2 separate regions of the Homo sapiens genome follow, and region 2 is linked to region 1. A link is an interaction called in ENCODE POLR2A ChIA-PET data of the cell type or tissue named here. Cell type or tissue: CD4-positive, alpha-beta T cell. All regions are shown on one strand. Links, peaks and the distances in the headings refer to the core of each region. The heading gives the core; the rest is flanking DNA. Region 1 overlaps RBMX (RNA binding motif protein X-linked). Region 2 holds the start of CD40LG (CD40 ligand).

Region 1 (10,255 bases), core at 4,743-9,742:
CCTGTAATCCCAGTACTTTAGGAAGCCAAGGCTGGTGGATCACCTGAGGTCAGGAGTTTGAGACCAGCCTGGCCAACATGATGAAACTCCATCTCTACTAAAAATACAAAAAGTAGCCAGGCGTGGTGGTGGGTGCCTGTAATCCCAGCTACTCGGGAGGCTGAGGCAGGAGAATCACTTGAATCAGGGAGATGGAGGTTGCAGTGAGCCGAGATCATGCCATTGCACTCCAGCCTGGGGTGACAAGAGCAAAACTGTGTCTAAAAAAAAAAAACACCCTACAGTAATCAAGGTAAGGATAGACATAGACATTACCGATCAATTTTTTTAAGTACAGTAACGGACCCAGGTATGTATGTTTCCTATTAAGATACTGAAGTACTGGAGGCTAGTCTTTTCAAAAAAAGATGCTCAAAGGCCTATCTGTATTTGAAAAAATCAATTTCAACACCTACCTCATACCCAAAAAAATTCAAAATGGATTACAGACATAATATAAAAGTTAAAACCACAAAACTTGTCCAGGCATGGTGTCTCATGTATGTAATCTTAGCACTTTGGGAGGCCTAGGCACGTGGATCCCTTGAGCTCAGGAGTTGAAGGCCAGCCTGAGCAACATGGTGAAACCTTGTCATGAGGTTTTGAGACCCAGTCACAAAAAAACTTACAAAACTTCTAGAAGACAGGAAAAAATATTTATGACCAGGCAGTAGGCAATTTTGTTAGGTCACAGAAACCAAGAACCATTTTTGTTAAATTAGATTTCATTTGCTCATTGAAAAAAATAAAAAATAGGCAAGGCAGACTGGGAGAAGATATTCGTAACATATCTGACAATTTGTATCCAGAACAAATAAATAAATTCTGTAACATTTAAAAAGCAGGCAACCCAATTTTTAAGACAGACAAAAGTCTTAGACACTTTGTGAAAGTAGTTATACACACGGCTAATTAAGCACGTGAGAAACTGCCCATCAGCCTGGCCAACATGGCGAAATCCCATCTCTACTAAAAATACAAAAATTGCCGGGCGAGGTGGCTCACGCCTGTAATCCCAGCACTTTGGGAGGCCGAGGTGGGTGGATCACAAGGTCAGGAGTTCAAGGCCATGCTGACCAACATGGTGAAACCCCATCTCTACTAAAAATACAAAAATTAGCTGAGCGTGGTGGCGCATACCTGTAATCCCAGCTACTCAGTAGGCTGAGACAGGAGAATCCCTTGAACCCAGGAGGCAGAGGTTGCAGTGAGCTGACAGCATGCCACTGCACTCCAGCCTGGACGACAGAACAAGACTCCATCTCAAAAAAAAAAAAAAAAAAAAAAAAAGCAAAAATACAAAAATTAGCCCGGCATATGGACTGGGCACGGGGGCTCACGCCTATAATCCCAGCACTTTGGGAGGCCAAGGTGGGTGGATCACAAGGTCAGGAGATCAAGACCATCCTGGCTAACATGGTGAAACCCCATCTCTACTAAAAATACAAAAAATTAGCCGAGCGTTGTGGCGGGCGCCTGTAGTCCCAGCTACTCAGGAGGCTGAGGCAGGAGAACGGCGTGAACCCAGGAGGCGGAGCTTGCAGTGAGCGGAGATCGTGCCACTGCACTCCAGCCTAGGCGACAGAGCGAGACTCAGTCTCTAAATAAATAAAGTAATTAAATTAAATTAGTCCAGCATAGTGGTGGACGCCTGTAATCCCAGCTACTCGGGAGGCTGCAGCAGAACTGCTTGAACCCAGGAGGTGAAGTTTGCAGTGAGCCGAGATTGCGCCACTGCACTCCAGCCTGGGTGACAGAGCGAGACCCCGTTTCAGAAAAAAAAAACACAAAACTCCCAGTATGAAGTGCAATGTGAGATACTGGAGTAGATCCTGCAATGGAGAGAAGACAGTAGAAAATATGTGAAATCTAAAGTCTTTTTTGAGACATGGTCTCACTGTCACCCAAGCTGGAGTGCAGTGGTGCCATCACGGCTCACTGCAGCCTCAACTTCCTATGCTCAGGCCATCCTCCCATCTCAGCCTCCTGACACCACACCCAGCTAATTTTTGTATTCTTTTGTAGAGGTGGGTCTTGCTATGTTCTCCAGGCTGGTCACCTGGGCTCAAGTGGTCTACCTTGGCGTCCCAAAATGCTGGGATGACAAACATGAGACATCACACCCAACCTAGTCTGGAGTTTAGTTAATGGTAATATACCAATGTTAATCTCTTAGTTGACAAATACCATAATAATGTAAGATATTAAAATTAGGGGAAATTGGGTAATGCGTATGAGAACTCTCTACTTTGCAACTTCTGAGAATTTAAAATTATCCCCAAATAAAGCCTTTTTAAAAAAGTGCTCAGCATCATTAGTCATCAGGGAAATGTGAATTAAAATCAATACTACCCCACCCACCAGAATGGTTAAAATGAAACTGATCAATAGCAGCACATGTTGTTAAGGATGTTGTGGAGGAACCAGAATTCTCATAAATTGCTAATGAGGCCGGGCACGGTGGCTCATGCCTGTAATCCTAGCACTTGGGAGGCCAAGGAGGGTGTATCACCTGTCAGTTTGAGACCAACCTGGCCAACATGGCGAAACCTCGTCTCTACTAAAAATACAAAAATTAGCTGGGTGTGGTGGTGGGTGCCTGTAATCCCAGCTACTTGGGAGACTGAGGCAGGAGAATCGTTTGAACCCAGGAGGCAGAGGTTGCAGTGAGCCAAGATCATGCCACTGCACTCCAGCCTAGGCGACAGAGAGGCCGTCTCAAAAAAAAAAAAAAAAAAAATTGCTACTGAGGGCATAAAATGGTACAACCACTCTGGGAAAACTCTGGTAGTTTCTTAAAAATTAAACATACAGCAGATCTTTTAAAAACGTCATTTTAGTGAACATCATTTTGTTGAGGAAAAAAAAAAAATCAACTCCTGGCTGGGACCACTGTGCGGAGTTAACACATCCTTCCCGTGTCTGCATTGGCTTTCTCTCTGGGTACTCCTGTTTCCTCCCATATCCCAAAGGTAAACTTGCAAGTCTGAATGGTTCCGATCTGAGTGAATGTGGGTGTGAGCATGTCCTGCAATGGGATGGTCTCCTGGCCAAGATCGGTTCCCACCTTGGCCTTGAGCTGGCTAGACAGGTTCTAGTTTCCTGAGACTCTGAACTGAAATAACTGGGTAAATAACTAGATAGCTTTTCAACTCTTCTTAAGTAACTGGGTAAAGAACTATATAGCTTTTCAACTTTTCTTAAACGTATGCACAGCTCACGTTTATTTCAATGTTTAGTATTAGATGTGTTTTGGCTTTTATTTGGCACCAGGCGCAGTGGCTCACACCTGTAATCTCAGAACTTTGGGAGGCGGAGGAAGGATTGCGAAATTCAAGCCCAGCCTGGGCAACAAAGGGAGACCCCCGCCGTCTCTTTAAAAAAAAAAAAAAAAAAAAAACGCCAGGCATGCTAGCACACGCCTGTAGTCCCAGCTACTTGGGAGGCTGAGGTGGGAGGATTGCTTGAGTCCAGGAGGTCAAGGCTGCAGTGAGTCATAATAGCACTACACTCCAGCCTGGGCAACAGAGTACAATGTCTCAAAAAAAGTTTGACACTTTTAACTACAAATATGTTGCAGGAACTTAAATTTTTTGTCAATTAGCCTACGGTAAAGCTGGTTTCATTATAAAAGTTTCCAAGAACCCTTCAAGAAATCTTCAACAATGTTAAGATTTACTGTATTATCTACCCTGTCACTTCATGAATTCCACTCGACATTTACCAAAAATAAACTGTTACGTCCAAGACTCGTACAAGAATACTCATAGCAGTATTTGTAATAGCCAAAAATTGGAACTAGCCCAGATGTCCATCAATAGTTACTTCATGCACTGCAACTCTACTCTGCAATAAAAGGAATATACATGCAACTATGTGGATGAATCTGAAAACATTCTGTAAGCAGCTAGACATAAACTACATCAACAGAATTTACATAATCAAAATTTGCAAAAAATATCTTATGATGGAAATCAGGTCAGTGTTTGTTGCTGGTGTTGGGAGGTGGTCTATTGACTGAGAAGGGGCACACACAACTTTCCGGAGCTAAGTTCTGTGTCTTGATGTGCTAAGCGTTTCTCAAGACTGATCAAACTGTACATGAGATCAGTGCATTTCACCATACTTTTTTTCAAGTACTACTCATTGCTGAGAGGATAAGCCACAAATTCACCATAAGGGCTAAACTGTTAACACCAGATACTGACAAGGCATGGAATAACTCACACATCATTGGCTAAGTGTTTCCACAGTATTACTTTGGAAAAAATGCCTAGCCATCTCTCAAAAAATGTACATCTATCCTGATTCAGCAATTCCACACCCGTTTTCATCTCAGTAATTACAAAAACAAAAGCTACTGTGAGAACATTTATAGCAACTTTATGCATGAAAGCCAAAAACCAGAAAAGGCCCAGGTTTCCATGAATGGGAAAGCATACCATACTCGGCAACATGGAACTACTGATGTATACACGGCTAAAACTCAAGTACTTTGAGATGATGGTAATTATCCATCATTGATAGAGTATACATTTCTCAGTTCATAAAACAGTACCCTTAATACTTGAGTATTTCAGATTTAAATGTTATCTTAAAAATTGATTAAAGTTGAACTAATTGATACAAAAGTTCAAGTTACTTTTCAGGAAGTATACTGACATGTGCAACATAAAGTATTGACGGGATGAGTAGAGAGATGTTTTCCTGGAACAATAGGTATAGAACTGGCTGCGCGTTGTAGCTCACACCTGTAATCCCAGCACTTTGGGAGGCCAAGGTGGGCAGATCACTTGAGTTCAGGAGGTTCAAGACCAGGCTGGCCAACATGATGACAACCCCATCTCTACTAAAACACAAAAATTAGCTGGGTGTGGTGGCGCACGCCCGTAATCCCAGCTACTTGGGAGGCTGAGGTAGGACAATCGTTTGAACCCGGGAGGCGGAGGTTGCAGCGATCCGAGATGGTGCCACTGCACTCCAGCCTGGGGGACATGGTGAGACTCCATCTCATTAATAAACCCCCCCAAAAAAACAGGTGTAGAGCTGAGATTATTTACAGAATGACAATACTTAGGGCTTTCTCTGCCATCTTAATGCTTAGCTGCATTCTTTCTCCATGTGCTGAGTTCTGTTCAACTGACTACATAACCCAAATGCAATGCCCAGTTTTAGACACAAACGAACATCAACTAGTCAGATATATACAGGACACTAGGTAAAGCAGAGAAACTGAAAACTGCAAATTCAGAAGCATATTATCACATGCATTGCTTGACCCAAAGTATTTGGAATCCACAGCCACAACTGAGTTGTTGCTGACCTGTTTTTCCCCAAGAGGTAAGCAGGAATTACATAAAAGCACTACAGTTGACTCCTGGTTTATTTAGCCTCTGCTTCTTAGGTGTGTGATTGTGCTTCCATTTAACTTTTAGGGTGAGGACTGAATGAAGTCATCTACATTCCCCCTGAAGCTCACTCTCAATAAAGGAGGCCTAGTCACAAAAACAGCCTCAATGACTCTGGACATTCCCATGCAAAACTGATTAAGTGCCATCAATGCAACAGAGGTAGTGTTTGGGGGAGGGGGACATGGGAAAAACATTTAAAAACATAAACCCCTAATTTCTAAGTAAAGAAGAGCCCCTTGCCACAAAAAAAGATGCCATGTTAAAGTTTTATTAAGTTTCAATACAAAACATTCCAAAAAGTGAAAAGTGATCTATAATACCCAAGTTCTATGTTCAACTACCAGTTAAACAAGGAAAACATTTTCTGTATCATTCTGTTTTACAACCAGTATAAACCCAGAAGAATCAAGATCTGATTCCTTTTCCACACATCTGCTAGGTCAGTAAACTATCAAACAGGTATCTGGTCATTTTAACATACTCCTTATATTCCTATTTGGTACAATCTCTATATCCTATACTATCTTCAAGATATCTAAATATCTTAAATATTTAGGGTATCTCAAGAGCCAGAAGGTCCTCACAGAAGCGTTAACCCAAGTAATCGTAAGAGTATAGAAAGATTGGGCTAAGACAACTATGGAGTGCAAAAACCACATAAATTTGGTCATTACCCTTGTGGTCTGTGATTAGTAGTAGGTTGTCAAATGAGAGTTAAAAATGTTGTATTATCCCTAGTTGCAAATGTTCCAAATAAGACAGTGCCATAACTACACGACAAAAACAAAAAAAAAATCATATAAGTTGGGTTAGTTCCTCTAATCCAACAACTCAAGTCTGTTTCCTTTGAGAACATTATACTATTGGCTCTAGTCTCCAAACCAATAAAAAACTAAAACTTGTTTCCAAGACTGGGAGGTAAAGTAGGCTTATAAAACAATACAGCAAAAGAAAGCCAAGTGGCCTAATTGTTTCCAGTGTGCTTGCCATCTTAGCATGGTTACTTTCCAGATGTCACTCATAAGTTTTATTCTACAACTAAACTGTTTGTGGATAAGCCACCACCAAAAAATGTTTCACTTACTGACAGACACTTCACTAGATACAGCTACCACTTATATCCATCATTTTTATAATTCAACTTAAGTTCTAAATTGAAGAGTTGTCCCCATGACTTTAGCTAAACAAAATGAAAGCCAAAGCTGTAAAATCTATGTGAAGAACCACAAGAACTTCCTGACTACCTCCACTTACCAATTTCCTTAATTACTTCCCCTTTTCCATTTGGTCAATTACTTGCTTTAAGTAACTACCAGTCACTCCCTAGTTATGAGTGTTAATCAACACTGATGCCTTCCTCAGATCCACAGGAACCCCTGAAGGCAAAATCTATTGCCTGCACCAAACCAATTCTGACAGCACTGCTTATGCAACTGTAGTGACTTATTGACAATCAGCCGCCTTCTGCTTCAACAACTCTGTAAAATGAAAAACATGGGATCCTGTTACATAGTATTTGTTTTACTGTAAAGTACTTCCCCCCAAACTATCATTTAAATATATACTTTTTTGTTGCTTTAGCTGAAAATAAAAGTAACTGCTTTAAAAAGCAAGCAGGCGCAGTGGCTCACGCTTGTAATCCCAACACTGGGAGGCCGAGACAGGCAGATCACTCAAGGTCAGGAGTTTGAGACCAGCCTGGCCAACACAGTGAAACCCTGTCTCTACAAAAAGTACAAAGATTAGCCGGGCACGGTGGTGCACACCCGTAGTCCCAGCTACTTGGGGAGTCTGAGGCAGGAGAATCGCTTGAACCTGAGAGGCAGTGAGTTGAGAAGCCATCTCAAAAAAAAAAAAAGAAAAAGAAAAAAAGAAAAAAAAAGAAAGCCGCATGCAGTGGCTCACGTCTATAATCTCAGCACATTGGGAGGTCGAGGCGGGCGGATCACCTGAGGTTAGGGGTTCAAGACCAGCCTGGCCAACAGTGAAACCCTGTCTACTAAAAATACAAATAATAATAATAATAATAACCGACATAGTGGCAGGCACCTGTAATCCCAGCTACTTGGAAAGCTGAGGCAGGAAAATCACTTGAACCTGGGAAGCAGAGGTTGCAGTGAGCTGAGATCACACCATTGCACTCTAGCCTGGGCAACAAGTGCAAAACTGTCTCAGAAGAGAAGAAAAAAAAAAAACCACGCAAGCTTAAAAAATCAACCATAGGCGGCCAGGTGCGGTGGCTCATGCCTATAATCCCAGCACTTTGGGAGGCGAGGCAGGCAGATCACAAGGTCAGGAGATCGAGACCATCCTAACACAGTAAAACCCCATCTCTACTAAAAATACAAAAAATCAGCCGGGCGTGGCAGTGTGCACCTGTAGTCCCAGCTACTGGGGGAGGCTGAGGCACAGGAGAATGGCGTGAACCCGGGAGGCAGAGCTTGCAGTGAGCCGAGATCGCGCCACTGCACTCCAGCCTGGGCAACAGAGCAAGACTCCGTCTCAAAAAAAAAAAAAAAAAGGTAATATTGAAATTACATACTATGTCGTCATTATGTCAATGTCAATAAAATTATGTTAAACAGGGAGCTTGCAGCCACAGTTGCATCATTAACTCCACATTTAGTCAATTTGTATTGTAGCTATGCAAATGAGCAAGCACTAACTAGTAACAACGAAAGTATATCCTTTTACAAAATGCACTGAGCAAATTTTTTTTTTCCTCTTCTTGAGACAGGGTCTTGCTGTTGCCCAGGCTGGAGTGCAATGGCGTGATCTCGGCTCACTGCAACCTCTGCCTCCTGGGTTCAAGCAATTCTGCCTCAGCCTCCCCAGTAGCTGGGATTACAGGCGCACACCACCACGCCCGGTGTTTTTTTTTTTTTTTTTTTTTCTAGTACAGATGAGGTTTCACCATGTTTGCCAGACTGGTCTCGAACTCCTGACCTCATGGTCTGCCCGCCTTGGCCTCCCAAAGTCCTGGGATTAAAGGCACGAGCCATGGTGCCCAGCTGAGCAAACTTCTTACGTGTGTACTTCCTTGTTGAGAATGCTTGCATATGAAGAGCTATAAGCAAGCTTTATGGGTTCAAAAATAGCTAAGAATAATCTCATGAATGAGCCAGACTCACGGAAATGTAACCTCACTCTAAATTCACAATGAATGTGTCAGGCACTACACATTAAAGCACTTAACTTCATCAATTCCAAGCAGCGTTTTCTTTTACAGATGAAGTGAGGACCACAATAACTTGCCAATGTCACAGCTAAACTAAATGGTAGTTACACAACATTTAAACCTTCAAAGGCCATTGCTTTCAACACTTACCTTAGCATTTCTTACTGCCAGCTTTATCTACTGTGAATCAATCAGCACTCCACGACCATAATGAGCAAAATCACCAACCTGCAAAAGTTAAATAAATGAAAACTAGTTATCTCTCTTAAGGAAATTCTTTTAAAACTTGCCTATTACTGCCCTCTTTTCCAGAAAGAAAAGGCAAGTTCAGACTTGCAGCTTAATATATTTCATGTTCTACTATTTGTCTTAAGTGGTGGAAGATTCACTGGCTCGGGATGGACTGGAATGGCTTAAATTGTTAAGTTGCATGGCTTATGGATTGTCATTCTGTTCCAATGGTGCACTGCCACGTTAAATCCATAAGTTGAACGAACAAAACTTATTTGAAGGAATAAGTGCAGTATAAGGATTTTTAGTTGGAGGTCTTCAAGTTTACTATATTCAAGAGCATCTTTTTCAACTTCATGGCTGGACCTGGGTCATGCTGCCTCAGGTTTTGCTTTTTAAAGACCACTTGCAATAGATTTTCTCCATACAGTGTAGTTTCATAGAACTAAAAACAAGTCAGGCATCCAACTAAATGTCAAGTTTGCAATGGCTTACAGGGGTAAAAAGGGGGACCCCAAACTTAAGCCATTTCCTATATTGACTAAAAGACTAATTTGAAAAAAATGTTAAAAACATACGAAGCATGTTTAAAGGTCTTCATCAAAAATGGACTTTGAAAAAAATACCCCCTCCCAAGCCCCAGATCGCCATTGGTAAACAACAGCTCTATTAATAAAGCCTTTAAGTGTCACACATGCTTTAAAAAAAAAAAAAAAAAATCCAAGTGTTGAATTTGGAGGACTTCTAATACGCTATTGAATATTTCTTTTTTCCAAAAGTTTTTTTTAATCTAGAAGGCATTTCCATTGCCTTGAGGTACAGTATGTTTCACTGTACTATGAGGAAGGTAAGTGTTCAATTTCGACTTAGACGGAAAAACTAGTTTGCTTTGCTTACCATCTTTGCTGTTTCACAGGCATTTGATGCTTTAAATCTGATGTGGAATGCTGATAGATTCACTTTTTAGAAGTCATAAGCCTTTAGGAAGTTGGAGATAACTTCATTGCTTATCTATTTTCTCCTTTGCAATCAAGCTGTTCCTTTAAAAGTGAGACACTACAGAGTTGCAAAAATTTGAAACAGTAAGAGCAAGCACCTTTGCAGCTTCATGGTTGGTTTTGGCCAAACTTTTTATTTAGTATTCTGTAGTTGTTTAACACACACTTAAATGGTCTTATTGGGGGAAGGGAAAGGGGAGGTTCTTGCAGATTCCCAAGGAAATGTCAGAAAGGCAAAATGGCCAGCATTATCCATTTGCTTTTTTGGGTTTACTGGGTGAATAGCACTTTCCTTACATAGGCATGTGATTTCAGGTTTTTCGTACTGAGAACATTGAGATTTCAGTTGGAAGACACCCTGAAATCTTATGAGTAGCATACCCCAACCACCCTCTAAT
Region 2 (10,255 bases), core at 1,655-6,654, 220 kb before region 1:
CATTACATACTCTTTCATACTCTTTCATTTACATTTTAGACCATGTGAATGTATTATTTAGTCAAAAATAAATATAAAAAGGAAGAAACCACAACAACCATAGGAAATAAGAAAAGGTGACATCAATGTGACATAAATTTTGAGAGATAGCAACAAGCAAGAAAGGCCATGAATTTGGACTAACAGACAGATCAGAGCAGTAAACATTGCAATTCAATAAGTTGTAAGAGTATGCTTTCCCAAAGAAGCATTAATCACAGAGTCAATGAATGTGAGGAGCAGGGGTGGGCTATGAGGCAATCATTGAAGAGCGGCAGCGGAAACAGCTGGGAAAAGTGGCCCTCTCCCTCTCTCTCCTTTCCCCCAGTGGACCATTTGTTAGCAGCAGCATTTGGCCTTGGCCCTCAGTCTAAAGTTACCTAGAGAGGGCTCTAGGAAGGGTGCTGAGACCTCCACAACAGATAGGAGGACAAAACCAAAAGGAAAACCAATATTAGTCAAGAGTGAAACCTTCTACAAGGCTCCACCCCCAGAGAAAAGCCCTCCTTACTTCATCAGTTGTGGGGGTCCCTGGTCTTCCTGCCTCTCCACCCACATAACCTAAAGGGAAGCCTGACTGTTGACATTTCCTACCCACTTAAACAGAACCCACAGTCAGCCCTCCCATTCCGGAGAGAGGTTTGTGGGGAAAACAGATAGATCAACACAATTGCAGAGGAAACTCATGCCATCTACCCATAATAACCAACACGGGTTTTCATTCATAAATAAATAAATGGCCAAGCATTTGAGAAAAACTAGCAACATAATGAAAAGGACCAAAATAAACAAATGGAACTGACCCAGAGGAAAGAGGGAGAATTAAGGGAATTGAAGAAAATGTAAATATATTCTGACATGTATTGCTAGAAAAGCTAGCCAAGCGCTATTCTCCCAGGTTAGAATATTTTACAACTTCCCCTTCTATCTCTTTAAAATAATATTTAGTAATTTGGCAAACATTTACTAACTCCTTACAATGTGTCAGGAACCAAAATTTCTGGGTTTTTTTGTTTGTTTGTTTGTTTTAATTATCTTTTTCCTCTAATAGCTAATGGTAGAAAAATCAGACAAGTCCATTATGATATGATGTGGCAAATGCTATGATAGATTAAGCACAGAAGAGGTAGGGCACAGTGGCTCACGCCTGTGTAATCCCAGCACTTTGGGAGGCCAAGGCATGTGGATCACCTGAGGTCAGGAGTTCAAGACCAGCCTGGCCAACTTGGTGAAACCCCGTCTCTACTAAATTTACAAATATTAGCCAGGCAGAGTGGTGCACGCCTGTAATCCCAGCTACTCAAGAGGCTGAGGCTGGAGAATCACTTGAACCCGGGAGGTGGAGGTTGTAGTGAGCCAAGATTATGACACTGCACTCCAGCCTGGGTGACAAAGCCAGACTCCTTCTCAACAACAACAACAACAAAAAGATTAAGTACAGAAGAGAGCACCTTGTCAGCTGGAACAGAATATTTCACTTAAACATTAATAGATAGCCGGGCGCTGTGGTTCACATCTGTAATCCCAGCACTTTGGGACACCGAGGCTGGCAGATCATGAGGTCAGGAGTTTGAGACCAGCCTAGCCAATATGGTGAAACCCCGTCTCTACTAAAAAAATTTTGTAAAAATTATCCAGGCGCGGTTGCGCAAGCCTGTAGTCCCAGCTACTTGGGAGGCTGAGGCAGGAGAATCGTTTGAACCTGGGAGATGGAGGTTTCAGTGAGCTGAGATCGTGCCATTGCACTCCAGTCTGGGCGACAGAGTGAGACTTTGTCTCAAACAAACAAACAAACAAACAAAAAACATTAATAGATAAGACAGGAGAGAATTAGCCTTGGCACACAAATAACATGAATAAGCACAGCACATTTCAGGAAATAAAACTAGCTTAAAATGTTTGAGACCTAATGAGTCGTAGACGATGAGGAGAGAAATGTGGGCAGGGGTCAACTCATCTGCCATGTTAAGAATCGAGACCCTTTCCTCTAGTCTAGAGCTTTTCAGGTATATTCAGGGAAAAGAACCCTTAGGAGGCCCTTCATACAACAAACAAAATACTGTTATATTTAACTCTTTCATATGTACTGGAAATGATTTTCCAAGCAGAAATTATGACTGTGTTCTGGGTTATCAATATAAAATCACAACCACAGGCATATTCACATCAAAAACAAACTGTTGAAGTATGATCCATTGTTTTTCTTATTTTTCCCTTGATATTTGCTACAAATCAATCACTAGCTAGCAGAAAAGTAGTAGTAGAAAAGGGTGACCAATATTTAAGAAAATTCTGTGTAAAAATAACTGAAAAATGAGACTTCAATCCATTAACTTAATTCTTTCTGTAAACTTAGAAAAAGATGGTCAATATTTGATTTTGGCTATAGACACTTGCATGCACTCCTATACATGTATACATTTCTTGGAAACTAAGTTTGATAATCATTTTTGGACGTGTTAGGCAGCTGAAGATATTAAAACGGAGCCAACTCCCTGTTAGGGAGAGACAGGCATGAGAGGTTCTGAGACAAAGAACTTCTGATGCAGAATCAGAAATCAAAAAAACAGCCCAAATGAGGAAGCTGGAAAGGTAGCCAATTGTGGCATTATGGTAGAGGACCAGGCAGAAGGATGAGAGAAAGAGAAGGCTTCAACAATTGAGGTACAAGCAGGGCATTCTGGAGTCAGTTGCTGTCAGTGTGAAAGATGGATGGGGTGGGACAGAAAGAGAAACAGGGAGATAAGTTAGGATGGTACAATTCAGTAATCTACAAAGGAGAGGATATATGGGCCTGGAATAGGATGATGGCAGGGGCCATGGAGAGAAGTGGTGGCAACCAAGGTTTTTGGAGGAAGAAGCCACTGGGATTGGGGCAATCTGGGGCAAGAGAGAGTGAAAAATCATGAATGGATCCCAGATCTCTGACTTGGGCAATTAAGTGGGTGGTGGGACCATTCACAGAGATACGGAGAATCTTAAGGGAGAACAGGTCTGGATTGGAATTAGAGTGGTGAGATAAATTAATTTTAGAGCATACCAAATGTAAGATGGCTTTGGGATATCCAAGTAGAGATTTTCAGAGGTAGCTGTGCTTACAACTCTGAAGTTCAGGACTTCAGTTATAGATTTGAGATTTATCACAATGAAGGTGAGATTGAAACCCATGAAAGTTCATGAAACCCATGAATCACCCAATGAAACCATGGAGAACAAGAAGAGAGGGGAGGAGAGGAGAAGGGAGAAGGAAAGGAAATAGAGAGAAGGAATACCAAAGTTTTAAGGGATACAAAGAGGAAAGAAGATAACATGAAGAAGGATTCTGAGAGGCAGAAGCCCTTAAGAATAGGGTGATATAGAATTCAAGTGGGGAGAGCATTCAGGAAGATGACAACAGGATAATAGGTCAACAGAGTAATAGAGAGGTCGCTAAAAATAAACTCTAAGAAGTATTCAGCCAAAACTATTATTGAGCTAATAATGGTGGGATCAATTTCAGGGGAATATTGTGGGCAGAAGTCAGACTGTAGGAGGCTGGGGATCAAGAAGTTGAGGCAAGGAGGTTGGACAACAACTGTTTTTTCAAGTTGGTCACGTGAACAAATCTGTGACCTTCAGCCTCCCCTCCCTCGGGTCTTGGCTGAGCTGATTGCAGGGCCCCTGCAGCTCTGGCACTCTCAAGTTGTATAAAACTGACAGTGCAGAAGTCCTTGAGCCCATTTTGGCTCTCATGATAATTTTCCTTCAGTGGAACTAAGGTTACTTGTCTAAGAACCAAAGCCTCTGACTTGACTGATCAAAGTTCATCACGTGCATCGAAGCCACCTACTTGGCAGATGTAGTGAAAAGCTACATAGATCTGGGCCCAGGACAGGATGCTGGGGCGTGGGAGGGGAAGAAAGCAGGTGCTAACTATATAGATAGCATGCCTATCAGAGCAGTTTTTACGTTTCCTATTTGTCTCTCAAAACAATTTTATAGGAATCATCAAAGCAATTTTATCATGGTTTCTAGACCAGGTTTGGATGTGAGGTAGGGATTTCCACAGCTGCTTTTAGTTTGAAGGAAATCTGATAAGATGATGCAAAAGCCCTTCAGAAATGTGTAATCCTACACACTTCAGTGATTCAATTCATTGTCAAAACTTAAGGTGTTTTTAATATTGTTATTGTTCATTTGGTTTTTACCAACATGTAAGGAGTTGGCAATTATTTGTTAAACTCATGTCTTAGGCTAAATAAATTCCAAAAAATTCAGGATGAGAATTGTTTATTGCTTAACGTGTTTCAAATTTCTTCCATGCACATCTTTATTAGATCTTCACAGCAACCTACAGGATAAGCAAGACAGGTGCAAGTGCCTCCTTTGGGTATGAGGAAACTGAGGTCTAAAGAGATGAAGTGATTTGCCCAAGGCTCATAGCAATTTATTGGTAGAGCAAAGACTAGAATTCAGATCTCTTAACTGCAGCCTATTTTCCCTATTCTGAACTGTTACATCAGCATCAACAATTATCTAATGGATTGGAACAGTGTACACAGGCAGCTTAGCTACGTCAAGTCACGATTTTTACTTTAACTTCAATTCCAGAGTCTTGGCCTGATTTCCCTCAAGACCCTACTTATCTTTGCCTTTGCAAAATTTATTTTTCTTGCATTATCTTTCCAGCTAAATTTTATTTAATAACCATCAGCATGCTTTTTTTGCTTTATGCCATGTAGACTTGACCTGAAAACCTGCCAGGCTTTCATTGAGTTTAGTGATTAAAGAAGTAAAGTTCTGAGAAGCAATTAGTTGATGGGACACCAGTCATAAAATCAATCCAAACTTTTGTTGACATGTGTTTCTTTCTCCATATACCAGGTTCCCGCTTCGTATTAGTAAGATTGAAATTGAAATAAGTCTATTGCTGGTGGATGAATTTGTCACTTTCCTTGAAACTGGTGAACCCAAAAAGTTAGACAGTGATAGGAAAATACTGCCATTGTCTGTTAAGAAGTCTATGACATTTCAAGGCAAGAATGAATATATGGAAGAAGAAACTTGTTTCTTCTTTACTTACAAAAAGGAAAGCCTGGAAGTGAATGATATGGGTATAATTAAAAAAAAAAAAAAAAACAAAAAACCTTTACGTAACGTTTTTGCTGGGAGAGAAGACTACGAAGCACATTTTCCAGGAAGTGTGGGCTGCAACGATTGTGCGCTCTTAACTAATCCTGAGTAAGGTGGCCACTTTGACAGTCTTCTCATGCTGCCTCTGCCACCTTCTCTGCCAGAAGATACCATTTCAACTTTAACACAGCATGATCGAAACATACAACCAAACTTCTCCCCGATCTGCGGCCACTGGACTGCCCATCAGCATGAAAATTTTTATGTATTTACTTACTGTTTTTCTTATCACCCAGATGATTGGGTCAGCACTTTTTGCTGTGTATCTTCATAGAAGGTTGGACAAGGTAAGATGAACCACAAGCCTTTATTAACTAAATTTGGGGTCCTTACTAATTCATAGGTTGGTTCTACCCAAATGATGGATGATGGTAGAAACCAAATAGAAGAATGGTCTTGTGGCATAATGTTTGTTGCCTAGTCAATGAAGTCTCATATTCTTGTCTCTGGTTAGGATCTTGGGATCTGGAGTCAGACTGCCTGGGTTCAAATCTTGGCTCTGCCCATACCATCTCTGTTATCCTGGGGCAAGTGCCTCAGTTTCCACATCTGAGAAATGGGGATGGTATTGGTGTCCATTTCATAGATTAAGTGAGTTTAGCCTTGTAAAAAGCTTAGGAGGGGGTCTGATACATAGTAAGCACTATGTACGCACTAGCTATAATTATTTGCTAAAGTTCTGCTTTAAAAGTAAGCTATTTTTTTATGGAGACAGCTTTTTTCTTTTAAATTTCCAGCTAGGCAAGAAGAGCGTCAATTTGATCTAAAATTTCATAATGCTTCAGATTAACATAGACATGGATAAGTCCCAGAATTTGCAGTCTTTTAGTAAAAGTAGCATTTTCTGTGTAATTCTTCACAAGCACTGATTGTAGTTGCAGGATGCTCAGTCTCCCTCTGAGATGTTTTACATTTTTAAATGGTTAGACTTGCAGGAACAAAAGAGCAGAGTAACTTAGTAGGCTGTTTTGCATTCTTAGGAAAAGAAAACCATCAGGACTTATTTTGTTTTCATGTATTTTTTCACTTCCACTGAGGAGTATAATTGGCTGGTGTTGACAAAATACCAATCATAGATGTAAAGGAGAAAGTTGATTAGTTTTCTGGCTGTTCCTAAAATTCTGGATGCAGGAACTGTGGCTAGAAAGCATCTGGATGATTGCACTTTATCAGGGATACTTGAGTGTCCTCTCTTAGGATCTGGACCTAGAATTAATGTCATGAGATTTTTCTAACAGGATAAGGTGAGGTAGTGAGGGCTGAAGTCATCCACTGGGTTATCCAAATATTAGGTTTCACTGCTGACAAAAGAGGGGGCTTCTGGTCTGGTTGGTTATTTGTGTTTGGCCTGATGTGCTCTGTCAATCAAATGTATGGACATAGGCCTAGCTTCTAAAGGGGCAATAGTGACCTCAGTGGACTGATATTTACCGTACTATTTACATGTGCTCTTAATTACAGCAGAAGCTGCCAGCTAACTGAATCTTGTTTTGAATCTAAAAAATCTACTCTTAAAGCAAGAAAATGGTATAAAATTAGTTGATAATGCAAGTGAATTCTGTACATTTAATTATTCTAAGACATTGGAAAATAAAATATCTTGTTACTTTGAGGATAAAAGATGATTTCTTTAAAAATGCAAATGTTTTCTACAAATACTAAAGTTAAAAGGGAGAGAGATGTAATTAGAACTCGTTAACTGACACATTGCAAATTAACTTCTTTTTATAAAGCACTGCATCACAAACACTAAAATGAAGTGGGCAAATTAGCTCTGCAGAAAACTATTTTCTAGGCTGATGTTTATAATGACCAATCATTACTGAAGCAATGAGAAATGTGACAATTACAGAATATTGCTGCTATAGTATGTTGAAAAAATATGCATTTTGTAGTGAACATTTAGTAGAATAGCTCTGATTTCTACCTGGAGTTTCTGATAACATGACATCTTAATTGCTGTCTTTTATAGATTTTTAAACTGCAAATACAAAATAGCAATCAGCCAATATAATAACTTATTATTCTCCATTTATGCCTGAAAGTCCTCCTCTTGTTGATGCCGTGGAAATGAATGTAGAGGCAGATATCATTAGCTGTATTCTCCTTCCGAATGACATTTATCATATCCTTGTTATTCCAAAATAGATAGAAGATGAAAGGAATCTTCATGAAGATTTTGTATTCATGAAAACGATACAGAGATGCAACACAGGAGAAAGATCCTTATCCTTACTGAACTGTGAGGAGATTAAAAGCCAGTTTGAAGGCTTTGTGAAGGTAAGCAGCTTAATTACTGGTAAAAGTGTCATTGAAATATTTTACTACATTTGCTAGATCGGGAAACTGACAATGCCAATGTTTAAAGATTGGTTATAGACACAGACACACAGACACACACACACATATATATGCATGCAGATATACACACATACATGGGTGTGTGTGTGGGGGTTAAAAAAAAAAAACACAAAGACACTCTCTGGGGAAAATACACCCTTAGGGGCACAGTCACACATATTTGTCAGCTTACATATGCAGCTACCACTAGGCAAAATGATGAAGTCCACCAAGCTTGGTTTTTGCATTGCTGTGTCTCCCCATCCAAACCTTGATGCTCTCGCACTGGGGACCCAGAGTCTGATCCCCATTTCCCAGGGAAGCAATAGCCGTCAACAGCTGCCGTGGCAGCAGGCCACAAGTGAAGGGACACCTGAAGACTGGTAACAGTCTCTGGTGCTTCTCTGATGATGGAATTTTAGGTGTCCTGACAGTGAGATCTTTCCCTTTTACTGGGGAGAGAGGTGCAGGGAATAAGTAATAGACATTCTCAGTGTCGCTCAAACCAGACTCCATATAATATCACTTGCTCATGAAGCCCGCCCACTCTATGGCCGGTCATGACCAGAGGCACAGAGGGTTCAAAGCCTTTTAGCCCACCAGGCTGGTAGCTAGCATGAAGTCACTGCAGTGACTGTGGCTTATAACAGATACCTAAAACAAGAATTTTTAGAACCTTTACATTAATTCCATCATCACAGACATAGGGTCTAGGGGCTCTTTCTCCTGAGGCAGAACATCAAGAGTTCTTTCTGCCTATGTCCCTTTCAGAACACTGAGTCAAATACCCTTGGGCCTCGGCTCACTTAGGGGTCATTTCTAGGAGGCAGCACTCCACATTGAGGACAGTTCTGGGCCAGGTGGGTGGGTATCTGGGTAAACCAACAGGAATTAGTTCTCACATATAGATGATGTGTAATTTAATGCAGGCGTAAAAGGGTTAAGATCTTATTTCTGATCTTATTTCTGCCCTCCTGTACTGTCACCGAGGTGCCATTTAATTCATTAGTGAAGACTCTAACAGCTTATTCCTGAGTCACCTACGGAGAACAGAATGTGGCTCAAATCCGCTGCTTGCTTTCAGGTTCTTTACACTAATCTAGGCTTTAGATGAAACTCCTAAACCCTTTCTTTGCAAGACTGGCCAGCTAGGAAAATGATTTGAGTTTCTTCGGTTCTTCGAGGATTTGGGCCAGTATTACAGAGTATTGGAAGATGTTACCAGTTTAAATGTGAATAAAGGCACTTTCAAAACAATGGCTAATAATCCAAATAACAGACTGAATGTGCTTGGCTATGTGACTTTGGGTAAATAACTTCACCTTTCTGGGCCTCAGTTTTGTCATCTATAACATGAGAAGACAGATTATCTGTAAGGGCACTATCAGCTCTGACATTCTACAATTATGTGATAAGCCTTCAGTTCCCTCCAATGGCAGTGAGAGTGGCTTGTCAGTCCCCCTCGTTTCTTACGGAGACTTTTACGGTTGAATTGTCAATTCCTCACGTCATTATTTCAGGTTGGCTATGTATGTAAAGCTCCCAAAATCAGCTACCGAGGATAGGAGTAAAGAAAACAGTCAGTTTGGCCTCCCTGCTTATGCTTGTATGAAAAAAGTGACAGCTCCAAAGTTTCATATTCTTAAAAGGCAGATCTTCTCAGGCATGTCAGCCAGGGCCCCAGGGATCTCCTCCTTACATGCAACTAAGGAGGCTCCTTGTCTCTACTGCAGCAGGTGTGGAACCCTAGTCAACACCACCTATACCTAGGATTACGTACAATGAGTAGATACAAAGTCCTCCAGCTACCCAATCCTCCCCCAATGACGGATCCCCTTTCCAATACGCTTTCCCCCAAATTTCTCACCCTAAAACAAAATTCGAGACTTTGAAAAAACTCAATAGGACAATTATAGAATAGCTCCAGATTAGATTCATATTTTCTTAGCTAATGTTAGTAGGCTTTCTTTCCGGGCCACAGTCTGGCTGCACCTAAGCAACCTCAAGTTTGAATTTGGAGTCTTTGAATCAGGTCTTGATGGGGTCTTAGAAGTCATCAGATCCAATTCTCAATCCACAACTTCAGTCTTCTCTCCACCTCCTGACTAAGTGGTCATCCAATCTCTGTTTGAACATCTCTAGTGACAAGGAACTCATTATCTCTGGAGGCAGGTAGCACTAATCTGTCATTTTGGGGGAAAGATGGTATTCAGGGCTCAAGTGAGGGTAAGCAGAGGTATTATTTTGAATAGTATAATTTCATATTAAAACTTACAACCCACCACACCTCTGCTAGATGTTCAGTTCCATGATTATTTGCCCACCAATGCCTGCGATGCCTTTGAGAGAGCCAAAGCATTTCTATTTCAAGTTAAAGGGCAACCTGTCCATACCTGCCACATGGAACTCCCACTAAGAGAGAAATAACCCATTCTGGATTTTCTGAAAGTCCACTTTAAAAAGTATTTCAGTTGAGGTGGGGAGTGAAGCAAGAAAAAAAAAAGGCTCTGGGGAGTGTGGTTGGGCGAAAGTTCACGGAAAGGCTAGGCTGGGCTCATGAAACACGAGCTTTGCTGACTTCATGTTTTCATCTTGGCCAGGCCTCAACACCAATGCAACAACTTAGCCTAAAAGTATCTCAACCTTGATCACCACACTCTACTTTTTGAAAAGACACTAAATAGTCATTTGTTTACTTGTGATC

What was found. Peaks named below come from ENCODE experiments on the same cell type or tissue, not always from the same donor. Only the 100,000 strongest peaks of a DNase experiment are listed, where the experiment ranks them.
Region 2: POLR2A ChIA-PET joins it to region 1 with 6 read pairs; 7 of 35 experiments call an interaction of 5 or more read pairs at or near these places.

Annotation. Positions count from the first base shown.
Region 1 is chrX:136,863,490-136,873,744 of GRCh38, forward strand. RBMX (RNA binding motif protein X-linked) reads right to left here. Exons shown (of 9, transcript NM_002139.4): 9 at 9,972-10,255. Among named protein-coding and RNA genes, the nearest start is that of SNORD61, 11 kb to the right of the region's middle. In CD4-positive, alpha-beta T cell, for the core only: no CTCF peak of the experiment used is centred there; no DNase peak of the experiment used is centred there.
Region 2 is chrX:136,642,907-136,653,161 of GRCh38, forward strand. CD40LG (CD40 ligand) reads left to right here and starts at 5,252. Exons shown (of 5, transcript NM_000074.3): 1 at 5,252-5,498; 2 at 7,360-7,491. The coding sequence starts at 5,343. In CD4-positive, alpha-beta T cell, for the core only: no CTCF peak of the experiment used is centred there; DNase peaks (open chromatin) are centred at 3,885 and 5,235; H3K4me3 peaks cover 2,297 bases; H3K27ac peaks cover 3,863 bases.